Regions from separate parts of the Homo sapiens genome. Here regions 1 and 2 are each linked to region 3. A link is a contact called in ENCODE Hi-C or POLR2A ChIA-PET data. All regions are on one chromosome and are shown on one strand. The core of a region is the stretch at or near the end of the contact, and the rest is flanking DNA. Distances in the headings are between cores, read along the strand shown. Region 1 holds the start of ANAPC5 (anaphase promoting complex subunit 5). Region 2 overlaps CFAP251 (cilia and flagella associated protein 251). Region 3 has its middle 32 kb from the start of MORN3.

Region 1 (4,167 bases), core at 252-2,751, 290 kb after region 3:
GGCATTCCTGAGGGCGAGGGGGTCTCCTGCCCTGCTCATGTCTAATTACCTACTTTAACTGGAGGCTGAGGTTGCAGTGAGCCGTGAGCGTGCCACTGCAGTCCAGCCTCGGTAGCAGAATGAGAGAGAGAGAAAGTATAATTTAAACAAACATAAAAATGGGCACAAGGCAGGCCGGGCGCGGTGGCTCACGCCTGTAATCCCAGCACTTTGGGAGGCCGAGGCGGGAGGATCACGAGGTCAGGAGATTGAGACCATCCTGGCTAACACGGTGACACCCCGTCTCTACTAAAAATACAAAAAATTAGCCGGGCGTGGTGGCCGATGCCTGTAGTCCCAGCTACTCGGTAGGCTGAAGCAGGAGAATGGCGTGAACCAGGGAGGTAGAGCTTGCAGTGAGCAGAGATCGCGCCACTGCACTCCAGCCTGGGCGACAGAGGAGACTCCGTCTCAAAACAAAACAAAACAAAACAAAAGGCACAAGGCACAGTGTGTGCATGTGGATAGCCAAAGTTGAATGGTATGTGGTTTTTCTTTCAAGGGACATAAAGACTAATAGGGATACCAGATCATTAATAATAATTCAGGGTATAGAGAACTAAGTGTCTTGGGAGAGGTACAGATGAACGGAAGGGGAATTGTGAAAAATCAGGTTCAAAATGTTGGCTGGGGATTGCTTTTGGAGGGCTTTGAAATGCAGAGTATAGATTTTGTAGTTTATTAGGTAGGAAACTGACTCAGCACATGGAGGTGATGTTGCTAATGTTCTATTTCACGTAAGGATACACGACCACTGGCAACCTGATCTGGCTGTCTGCAAATGGCATTTGTGAAACGCTGAAGAAAAATCTCATGTTCCTATCTTTAAAAAGACAGAGTTAAACTCCTAAACATTTGAGTTTAAAAGTAACATAATAAATACATACTTTAAGGGTGCAAATTTAATTTCGGTACTTTTAAACACAATCATTTAAACATTCTATTTGAACTATTTTCAAATTACATGAACAAGCCAGGCGCGCTGCCTGTAGTCCCAGCTTCTCGGGAAGGCGGGAGGATCGCTCGAGCCCAGGATTTGGGAGGGTGCAGTGCTCTTTGAGGGCGTCTACGAATAACCACTGCCCTCCAGTCTTGGTAACATAGCGAGATATCGTCTCAAACAACAACAACGACAACCACCACCACCACCACCAACAACAACAACCAACAACAAAAAAACCACTTTGGGAGCTCCTCAGTCCCTTCAGCCCCGACCCCAAGCATCGACTTCCCCTCCCATCCGGTCCCTGTCCACGTAGCCTGGGAACCTGCTCCCACTCGGCAAAAGTTTCTGTAGGGAGTCAGTCTTTTGGTGCACCCCTCCCCGCACTCTTGTACATTCTGACTGGCTGTCGCTCTCCCATGTGCTCTGACAGACTGCTCTGATTGGTTAACAAATGCCGCGAGCACGCGGATGTCTGTTTCCTGGGATATTGTGAGGGCGGGCGGAGATGTAGACCCGGTAGTGTTGTGCCTTGTGGTGACAACTGGCGGCAGCGCGCCGCGGGCCCGAGACTTAGTCTCGGGCCGCCATGGCCAGCGTCCACGAGAGCCTCTACTTCAATCCCATGATGACCAATGGGGTTGTGCACGCCAATGTGTTCGGCATCAAGGACTGGGTGACGCCGTACAAGATCGCGGTGCTGGTGCTGCTGAACGAGATGAGCCGCACAGGCGAGGGCGCCGTCAGCCTCATGGAGCGGCGGAGGCTCAACCAGCTGCTCCTGCCCCTGCTGCAGGTGAGAGGCGCCCGCTGGCTCCTGCTCGTGCAGCAAACTTTTACTGAGCATCTGCTCTGTGCGGAACCCTGGGCTTGGGGACACTCGTGTCCATCAGATACTCTCCCTGCCTGGAGGAACGTGAAGAAATAAAGATAGCTACTACCGGTAGCTAACACGTACTGAGCGTTTACGGTGGGCCAGGCGCTTTACATGCATTTTTTTTTTTTGCAAGTTCATGTCTGGCTCCAGTATTTATTAGCTGAGAGTTAGAGTCTCAGATCCTGTATCTTCTTTAAAATGGGGCTATACAATAGAGCGTTGGAGACACAGGGATAAGTCATACAGGCTCCCTATCCTAGAGGACCGTAATAAACAGTAAAAATGCCATAAAACCGGGCCGGGCGCAGTGGCTCACGCCTATAATCTCCGCACTTTGGGAGGGTAAGGCGGGTGGATCACGAGGTCAGGAGTTCGAGACCAGCCTGACCAACGTAGTGAAACCCCGTCTCTACTAAAAACACAAAAAATTAGCTGGACGTGGTGGCGGGCACCTGTAATTTCAGCTACTCGGGAGGCTGAGGCAGGAGAATCGCTAGAACCTGGGAAGCGGAGGTTGCAGTGAGCCGAGATCGCGCCACTGCACTCCAGCTTGGGCGACAGTGCAAGACTCCGTTTCAAAAAAAAAAAAGGCATAAAGCCAAGGACGAGCACTGATTGAATACTTAACTGTGTGCTAAGCACTTTACTTAAAATTTGTTTTAAATTATTATTATTTTTTTGAGACAGGGTCTCGCTTTGTCGCCCAGGCTGGAGTGCAGTAGTGTGATCGCGGCTCACTGCAGCCTCGACCTCTCAGGCTCAGGTGATCCTCCCACCTCAGCCTCCCAAGTAGCTGGGAGTACAGGCGCGGGTCACTACGCCCAGCTAATTTTTTTGCATTTTTTGTAGAGACGGGATTTTGCCATGTTACCCAGGCTGGCCGGGAACTCCTGGACTCAAGCAATCCTCCCGTCTGGTCTCCCAGAGTATTGGGATTACAGGAGTGAGCCACTGCGCCCGGCCGTCATGTGTTATTTCATTTTGCAGACACAGGTTTAGCTCAGATAATTAAGTTCCTTAATTCATTTGGGTCTCAGTTTTCTCTCTGTAAAATGGGAACAATAGTAGAAACTGTTACTAGCATGTAGTAAATGCTCAATATTACTAGAATTTTCATTTTAGTGTGTTCACATATGGCATATACCTTCCCCTATATCAGTTGTGGTTTTTCCATTTATATTCATGGTTACGTGAGTGATGGCCTTCTCTCCCATTAGACGGTAACCTCCACCAGCTCAGTACTTAGTCCTGTTTTTGTTTACTGGTACATCCCCAAAGCCTCCTAGAATGCCTGAGTAGTTTTTTGTAAAATGAATGAAATGCGATAGAGGTGGATGAGTGCACTCATGGAGAGGATTTTTTTTTTTTTTTTGAGACGGAGTCTCGCTCCGTCGCTCAGGCCAGAGTGCAGTGGCACGATCACGGCTCACTGCAGGCTCCGCCTCCCGGGTTCACGCCATTCTCCTGCCTCAGCCTCCGGAGTAGCTGGGACTATAGGCTCCCGCCACCACGCCCGGCTAATTTTTTGTATTTTTAGTAGAGACGGGGTTTCACCGTGTTAGCCGGGATGGTCTCGATCTCCAGACCTCGTGATCTGTCCGCCTCGGCCTCCCAAAGTGCTGGGATTACAGGCATGAGCCACCGCGCCCGGCCCGAGGATTTCTTACAGAAAGTGTGAAGCTGTGCCTTGATGGATAAGCATTGTCTGTTGAGTAACAGTGATGGCAGAAACAGATCTGGGTCCCTGGGCCTCTATATTATGGGATCTTAAAAGATAAACCTAATAAAATTAGTGTCTAGAGTTGCATTTATATTCCTTAGTATAGTTTATAAAGGCTTTTTTAAAAAATTTATCACTTGTATTTGTGGGTGAGGGGCATGGGAAGAGGGGAGAACTGAGGACACCATGGTCAAGAGACCTACCCAGTTAAATAAAAGGGATGTCTTTATAACTTGTGGCTCCCAGGGCTAGCCACGTCTGCTATTACTATAAATGCATTTCCCTCCATTATTAAAGTTATAATACTAAAATTTTGGTAAATAAAAGGCCGGGTGGGATCACACCTGTAACCCCGGCACTTTGGGAGGCTGAGGTGGGTGGATCACTTGAGGTCAGGAGTTCGAGACCAGCCTGGCCAACACAGTGAAACCCCATCTCTACTAAAAATACAAAAAAAAATTAGCCGGGCATTGTGATGTGCGCCTGTAGTCCCAGCTACTCGGGAGGCTGAGGCAGGAAATCATTTGAACCCAGGAGGTGGAGGTTGCAGTGAGCTGAGATCACATCACTGCACTCCAGCCTGGGCAT
Region 2 (4,058 bases), core at 305-2,804, 350 kb before region 3:
CTCCCGGACGGGGTGCTGGCCGGGCAGAGGGGCTCCTCACTTCTCAGACGGGGTGGTTGCCAGGCAGAGGGTCTCCTCACTTCTCAGACGGGGCGGCCGGGCAGAGACGCTCCTCACCTCCCAGACGGGGTCTCGGCCGGGCAGAGGCACTCCTCACATCCCAGATGGGGCGGCGGGGCAGAGGCGCTCCCCACATCTCAGACGATGGGCGGCCGGGCAGAGACGCTCCTCACTTCCTAGATGTGATGGCGGCTGGGAAGAGGCGCTCCTCACTTCCTAGATGGGATGGCGGCCGGGTGGAGACGCTCCTCACTTTCCAGACTGGGCAGCCAGGCAGAGGGGCTCCTCACATCCCCGACGATGGGCGGCCAGGCAGAGACACTCCTCACTTCCCAGACGGGGTGGCGGCCGGGCAGAGGCTGCAATCTCGGCACTTTGGGAGGCCAAGGCAGGCGGCTGGGAGGTGTAGGTTGTAGTGAGCCGAGATCACGCCACTGCACTCCAGCCTGGGCACCATTGAGCACTGAGTGAACGAGACTCCGTCTGCAATCCCGGCACCTCGGGAGGCCGAGGTTGGCGGATCACTCGCGGTTAGGGGCTGGAGACCGGCCCGGCCAACACAGCGAAACCCGGTCTCCACCAAAACCAGTCAGGCGTGGCGGCGCGTGCCTGCAATCGCAGGCACTCGGCAGGCTGAGGCAGGAGAATCAGGCAGGGAGGTTGCAGTGAGCCGAGATGGCAGCAGTACAGTCCAGCTTCGGCTCCGCATGAGAGGGAGACCGTGGGGAGAGGGAGAGGGAGAGGGAGACGGAGAGGGAGAGGGAGTGGGAGAGGGAGAGGGAGAGCTCTTGTGATTATATTTTTCTATGCACTTGCTAATTACAATACATGTAATCATAACATAAGATAAATTATAATTTGGCTGGGTGGGGTGGCTTACGCCTGTAATCCCAGCACTTTAGGAGGCTGGAGTGGGTAGATCGTTTTAGGAGCTTGAGACAGCCTGGGCTGTGAAATCCTGTCTCTACAAAAAAGACAACAAATTAGCTTGGCGTGGTGGCGCATGTGCCTGTAGTCCCAGCTACTTGGGAGGCTGAGATGGGAGGATCACCTGAGCCCGGGAGGTGGAGGCTGCACTGAGCCGTGATTGTGCCACTGCACTCCAGCCTGGGCAACAGGAGTGAGGAGTAAGACCCTGTCTGAAAAAGAAAAAAAAAAGAAATAATATATATAAATATATATAAATTACCAATGTAATATATGATTTAACTCAGTTCAGAACAGGAGACTAAGACGACAAAAGGAATTCATAAGGGCCTGAGTTACTCATACCCAGAGAGTTCCAAAGAGCTCAGCAAACATTCACAGCACAAACCACTCAGCATGTGATTCACCTCTTACTCTCTCTTCCCGTATGACTGATCAAGAATCACTACTCAACAAGCACGGAGTTGGCAGCTTCGGCATCACTGACATTTCCTTCCTGAGCCGACTTCGCAAGTGTTCGTTGAAAAGGCAGGTTCTGCTACTTGTCTGAACAAAGTTCATGCTTGGGAGAGGAACCTCGGAGCTGGAAATAGAACGCAGAGCTTGTTCTGAACGCCCCCGTGTGAAGATGGCTTGAGAGAAGCAGGAGTCCTAGCTGAGCGGCCCAGACGCACTGGTGGTTGTCAGTCAGCCTGGCCTTTGATTGGCATTCTCACGCCTGCTAAGGCGGGGCTTTATTCCATTCACCTGGAGAGCTTAAACAGTTCTGAGGCCCAGATCCTATTCCCTGAGAACCTGATTTTTTTTTTTAGATGATAGTCTCACTCTGTCGCCCAGGCAGGAGTCCAGTGGCGTGATCTCGGATCACAGCAACCTCCACCTCCTGAGTCCAACCAATTCTCCTGCCTCAGCCTCCCAAGTAGCTGGGACTACAGGCGCGCGCCACCACAGCTGGCTAATTTTTGTATTTTTAGTAGCAACAGGGTTCCTACTGTTGGCCAGGCTGGTCTCAAACTCTTGACTTCAAGTGATCTGCCTGCCTCGGCCTCCCAAATTGCTGGGATTACAGGAATGAGCCACCACAACCAGCTGAGATCCTGATTTAATTGGTCTGGGGACCAAATTTTTGGAAGCTTCTCATTCGAATGATTTGAATGCGTAGCCAAGCTTGAGAAACATGGCTGGAAGGCAAAGGCTCGCTGACATGTCAGGCTTCACAATGACCGGGAGGTCTTGTTCAAACAGACTGCTGGTCCCACCTGGGGGGTTTCTGAGTCTGGGATAGGGTCTGACCATTTGCATTTCTTGTAAGTCCCTAGGTCACGTGAAGTCAATCCTGTTGGTCTGGGGACCACACTTTGAATACTGCTGCTCTTAGACCACAGGGGTTCACGGAGGTGATACTGGTGCCAAAATGAATCAGCCCCAAGCTTGTGACTTTCAGTAGAGAGTAATAATGGGTGGCAGCTGCGGTGCACGCTCTAATTCTTTGGGCTCACATCTGTTTTCCCCATTAAGCTGTAGCCAGAGCTTTCATCTCTATTTCCCCGGCAGCTTAGTTCAGAGCCTGGCACATTATAGAGGCTCAGAGAAATGTTTACTGAATGGATAGATAGATGGATGAATGGATGAATGAATGAATGATGAAGTAAATAATGTGGACACAAGTGAGGCCACAAAAAGAATTCTCTTGAAACTCACAAGAAGCTTAGAATAATCATTTAGTGCCCTAGTTAATTTTACTCGATTTACTAGTAGTTACTGAGCATTTGGTTTAGTGCAAAGCCAATGAAATACAAGTCTCTCAATTATTACTAGAACAGTTCTGCATTCTGGTTTTCAATCTTAGTCACTGGGGTCAGCAAATATTTATTCAGTGTCTATTAAGGTCTGGGCCATGTGAAGAGATGCTCAAGAGACGATATACACAAGGAAAGCGAACTAACAGGCTCCATCGCCAAGGTCCTCAGCCCTGGCTGCCTGGGGCTTTAAAAACTGTCCATGCTTAGACTCCACCCCTAGGTTCTGTTGCACAAGGCTGGGGCCCAGGTGTAAAAATCAGGTGTAAAAATACTGATGTATTTTTTTAAGTGCCCTCAACTGATTTTAAAAGGTTGGCTACCGTGGCTCTAGAAGATTCAGTGCCAAGATGCAGGAGAACATCATCAAAGGTTGGAGGAGCTCTCAGCCAGGTGGGCTTCGGGAAGGCTTCCTGGAAGAGGTGGGCCTACTGCAGAGCCATGAAGGGTTTGGCCAGTAGGAGGTCAGAGGAAGACACTGTATGCTGGGAAACAAGCATGAGGAGGAGGGTGCAGAGGAGGTGCCCACCCCGAGCCCATGCACCCAATTCTAGACCACACTCTGGGTACCTGAACCCGAGGCTTCTCTCCCCTACATAACCTAAGCCCACTTCCGGGGCCCATGGGGATCTCACCCTCCTGAGGCCAACCTGTGCCCCTGGTGTTGCCCACCCATAGGCCTGAAGGGTGCCCCGGGGCTGCTGTTTGGAGAGTATAGAGAAGGGTCCACCTCCTGAATGCCATGCACACAGTGGCCAGGGATGGGGTCAGAGCTGGGAGGACACATGGGGCAGGCCCAGCTTGGCTTGGCCCTGCATGCTGCCCATTCGGGTGTGAACTTTGAATCAGCTCATGTTGAAGGTTGAACTGTCAAGGGGGAATATTTATTTATCAGCTTGTTGCTTGATTGGTAACTTTTAAACATTTAGACATACAGCATCTGGGCCTCTGTTGCCCCGACTGCTCCAGGCCCCAAGACATGAGGGTGGCCTCTTGGTGGTGGGCTGGAGTCCCCTCACCCGAGAGCATCTTATTTCTGCCTCTGTCATTGATGACGCAGGCCTTTGGGTCTGTGATCCCTGCTGTCAGCCTCAGGAAGCCATTGATGTCCTTAGAATTATGTTCTATAATTAAGTTTTACAACCTCCCTATTAAATGGAGAGGAACACGATATATTTGAACTGGGGCCATTCCTTGTTTTTATAAGCAGGCTCCTGGTGGGGGCAGGTTTGCTTTTCTAATGGTTTCATGGACCAGTAGGACTGGGAGCAC
Region 3 (3,842 bases), core at 1,013-3,512:
GGCTGCGGTGGGAGGACTGCTTGAGGCCAGGAGTTCGAGAGCAGCCAGGCAACACAGAGAAACCCCACCTCTATAAAAAAAATTTGTTTAATTAGCTGGGGGGTGGTGGTGCACACCTGTAGTTCTAGCTACTTGGGAGTCTGGTGGGGAAGGATCGCTGGAGCCCAGGAGTTTGAGGTGGTGGTGAGCTATGACTGCCCCATGGCCCTCCAGTCTGGGCACCAGAGCAAGACCTTGTCTCTAAAAAAAATAAAATCAGGCCGGGCCCAGTGGCTCATGCCTGTAATCCCAGCACTTTGGGAAATTGAGGCGGGTGGATCACCTGAGGTCAGGAGTTGGAGACCAGCCTGGCCAACATGGTGAAACCCCATCTCTACTGAAAATACAAAAATTAGCTGGGCGTGGTGGCACGTGCCTGTAATCCCAGCTACTTGGGAGGCTGAGGCAGGAGAATCACTTGAACCCGGGTGGCGGAGGTTGCAGTGAGCTGAGATCGTGCCACTGCACTCCAGCCTGGGCAATAGAGTGAGACTCTAACTCAATAATAATAATAATAATAATAATAATAATAATAATAATAATAATAAAATTAAAATTAGTACCAACCACCACCATCAGTGGTCAAAATGGTAAATTTTGTTATGCGTATTTTACTATGGTTAAAATAAAAGCATTAAAAAAAGCAATCGCCAGCCATCATGCCTGCTGGCCCCACATCCTCACACCCAAGCAGAGGCTTCTCCTTCATGCCCTGCTCTGGGGACATGCAGAGGGGTGGTGGCTGCCCTCCCAGGGCACACTCAGGCCCTTCTGAGAACACAGCGCACGACCTGACATACAGAGCAGGCTTCCCAGAAGCGACGGGCCCAGCCCTGGTGCAGGCTGGGTGGCCAGTACACCCTGGGGCTGTCTCCTCCCCAGCCCCAGGGCTGACACACCAGCTGCCCCCAGTTCCTGGAGACCTGTGGACCCGAGGTCACCAGGGGCATGCTCCGGGCCAGACACCCGCTGCTCCTCACCTGGGCCTTGCAAGTCACCCCCATGCAAAGGAGCCAGCTTATCAGATCTGGGCCAGGAGCAGCGGGCAGTGGGCACACAACCATGGTCAACCCATGAGGGCTGGAGGGACAGGGGTAGGGAGATGGCGGATACCTATGGCAGTCATTCCATCAAGGACAGTGACTCTTTATAAGGTGTTTGCTATATATGTGGCAGGCTCAGAGCGGCAAGCCTAATGTTGAAGTTTCTCCATTAGCCGCACACTAGCCTGGCCCCCAGCAGGCAGGGAATTCCTGTCCTCACCCCTCCTGCCCTAGGTAGGGGTGTGGACTCCTTCCTTCCCCACCGCTCTCCTTTTACAGTCTGCCTGGCTTGAACCCTGACTCCCCTGCCCTTGATTGGGCTGTATGACTCTGGCAAGCTTTCAACTTTCTGTGCCTCTGTTTTCACATCTGTAAAATGGGAATAATGGGACAAGCCTCGAAGGCTTCTTCTGAGGATTAAGAGAGTCAATCCATGTAAAACAGGTAGTGTCCGGCACACAACAAACCCTCAATAAAAGTGAGCTTCATTATTACTCAGTTTAGGAACCTCATCCCCACCCCACAGTCTCTTTACAACATCCTCCAGAGGGGCACACTCAGGCATAAAGAACGCCAGGCCAAACTGGCAAACCCATGTTCCAGCTCCTTAACTGCCTGTTTACCGGTAACCTTGGCCAAGACCCTCCTCAACACCCATAAAAAAAGGGGCTGCAGCGAGATGAAGGTCACAATCTGGATCTGACTTGGGGTCGGACATCTCTGAGAATCTGAAGATGGTGGACACTCTCCTTAAAACAGCCAAGTATCATTTATTCACAGGACTTTTCTGACAATTTCAACAGGATTCACAGGCTTTTGTCTAAGAATGCCCACAGTGGATGGCAGTATGTACTTCTCAGTCCAGGCGTTTACAAAACATTTCAAGCTCATATAAATTTGGGGCAATGCCATCAGGATTTCTACCGTGTTTAAGATCTTTGGTGGCCGAAAGCCAGCCCTGAGAATTCTGAGTCCATGCGGGTGAGGGTATCTCAGCACATGTGGGTGCTGGACACAAGACGTGGGGTAGGTCACCAGGGCACGGCAGATGGAGGGCCACATCCTGCAGCTCCCTTGTCTCTGCCCCCAGGCCTGCCCACACCTGGAAGAGGGGAGCCCCCTCCAGCAGCCAGTGTCTCCTGCCACCTCCCCACCCCCAGCACTTCCTCTTCCTGCTCTGGCCTGCCACCCCGGAACCTGAAACCCAAGACAGGACAAGCAGCAGCGGCTGTTGCTGAGCTGCCCCAGGTCCACTGCTACTGATCCACTCACTGGAAACGTCTGGAGCCTTTAGGTGGCTCAGGCCCTGAGCTGGCCGCTGGGGTGTGTATGGGGGGCCTGTATACAGGTCTGCAGTCCCATTCTGCTCCCTACTTGGTGCCTCGCCTGTGCCCCAGCCACCCCCGAGGTAGTGTCTCTCCCCCTCTATGCAGTCAGGACCACAGAACAAACCACACAGCTGGCTGCAAACTGGCTCCTCCACTTACAAAGCTGTTGACCTTGGATAAGGATCTCAACCTCTCTGTGCCACAGCTTCCACACCTATAAAATAGAGGCTGACAGGGGCAGTGGCTCATGCCTGTAATCCCAGCACACTGGGAAGCTGAGGAGGGTGGATCACTTGAGGCCAGGAGTTCAAGACCAGCCTGGCCAACATGGTGAAACCCTGTCTCTACTAAAAATACAAAAATTAGTCAGGGGTGGGCCAGGTGTGGTGGCTCATGCCTGTAATCCCAGCACTTTGGGAGGCCGAAGCAGGCAGATAACTTGAGGTTAGGAGTTCAAGATCAGCCGGGCCAACATGGTGACACCCTGCCTCTACTTAAAATACAAAAAAATTAGCTGAGTGTGGTGGCACACACCTGTAATCCCAGAAAATTGGGAGGCTGAGCCATGAGAATCGCTTGAACCTGGACATGGAGGTTGCAGTGAACCGAAATCATGCCACTATACTCCGGTGTGGGCAACAGAGTGAGACTCCATCTCAAAAAAAAAAAAAAAATTAGCTGGGGTGTGGTGGTGGGCACCTGTAATCCCAGCTAATTGGGAGGCTGAGGCAGGAGAATCGCTTGAACCCGGGAGGCAGAGGTTGCAGTGAGCCAAGATAGTGCCACTACACTCCAGTCTTGGTGACAGAGCATGGTCTGTCTCAAAAAAAAAAAAAAAAAAGAGAATCCCACGAGTTACTAATACCATTATTCTTCTTTTACAAACGAGGAAACTGAGGCTCAGAAAGGTGATGTCAGCTGTCCAAAGGGTTACTCTGCTGCTGGATTCAAAACCAAGTCCACTTGGCTCCACAGCCCGGGTATGAAGGGGGCAAAGGAGCACCTCCCTCACATGGTGGCTGAGATTAAATGTAGTTTTCATATGTAGATGTTTAGCATAGGGCCAGCTACAGCAGCTCAATAAATCTTGGTTAAAAAGAAAAACACAGGGCCGGGCGCGGTGGCTCACGTATGCAATCCCAGCACTTTGGGAGGCCGAGGTGGGTGGATCACGAGGTCAAGAGCTCGAGACCAGCCTGGCCAATATGGTGAAACCCCGTCTCTACTAAAAATACAAAAATTAGCTGGGCGTGGTAATGCGTGCCTATAGTCCCAGCTGCTCAGGAGGCTGAGGCAGGAGAATCGCTTGAACCCAGGAGGTGGAGGTTGCAGTGAACCAAGATCGCGCCATTGCACTCCAGCCAGGGCAACAAGAGCGAAACTCTGTCTAAAAAAAAAAAAAAAAAAAAAAAGAAAGAAAGAAAGAAAGAAA

Evidence for each region. A loop is a pair of places that touch in the nucleus more often than their neighbours do. ChIA-PET counts read pairs that join two places held with the same protein, here RNA polymerase II (POLR2A). Pooled maps may share reads with other maps.
Region 1: a map of GM11168 shows a loop between it and region 3 (2.7-fold over the local background). The contact joins the promoter of ANAPC5 here to the enhancer-like site in region 3. A Hi-C loop is called at or near these places in 2 of 168 maps with a recorded cell type or tissue (GM11168 and dorsolateral prefrontal cortex), 4 of 37 single-sample maps with no recorded cell type and 13 of 50 pooled maps. POLR2A ChIA-PET finds 5 or more read pairs at or near these places in 3 of 52 experiments (Caco-2, HepG2 and activated CD4-positive, alpha-beta memory T cell).
Region 2: a loop to region 3 is called in a pooled map, with 4 times the contacts of the local background. The contact joins two enhancer-like sites. A Hi-C loop is called at or near these places in 3 of 50 pooled maps. POLR2A ChIA-PET finds 5 or more read pairs at or near these places in 3 of 52 experiments (GM10248, OCI-LY7 and activated CD4-positive, alpha-beta T cell).

What each region holds. Positions count from the first base shown.
Region 1 is chr12:121,349,745-121,353,911 of GRCh38, reverse strand. It overlaps ANAPC5 (anaphase promoting complex subunit 5), which reads left to right and starts at 1,501. Exons shown (of 17, transcript NM_016237.5): 1 at 1,501-1,778. The coding sequence starts at 1,572. RefSeq lists enhancers at 1-398, 399-1,074, 1,499-1,758, 1,751-2,426.
Region 2 is chr12:121,989,732-121,993,789 of GRCh38, reverse strand. The region is part of intron 19 of CFAP251 (cilia and flagella associated protein 251); the gene reads right to left. Among named protein-coding and RNA genes, the nearest start is that of BCL7A, 30 kb to the left of the region's middle. RefSeq lists enhancers at 1,524-1,623, 2,706-2,755. Within about 2 kb of position 1,554, at least 13 of the 41 ENCODE cell types and tissues checked have a DNase peak (open chromatin) inside an H3K27ac peak, as active enhancers do; they include OCI-LY7, where a contact is called at or near this core.
Region 3 is chr12:121,636,096-121,639,937 of GRCh38, reverse strand. It overlaps the pseudogene ORAI1. Among named protein-coding and RNA genes, the nearest start is that of MORN3, 32 kb to the left of the region's middle. RefSeq lists enhancers at 456-973, 974-1,491, 2,016-2,105, 2,166-2,235. Within about 2 kb of position 2,262, at least 16 of the 41 ENCODE cell types and tissues checked have a DNase peak (open chromatin) inside an H3K27ac peak, as active enhancers do; they include OCI-LY7, where a contact is called at or near this core.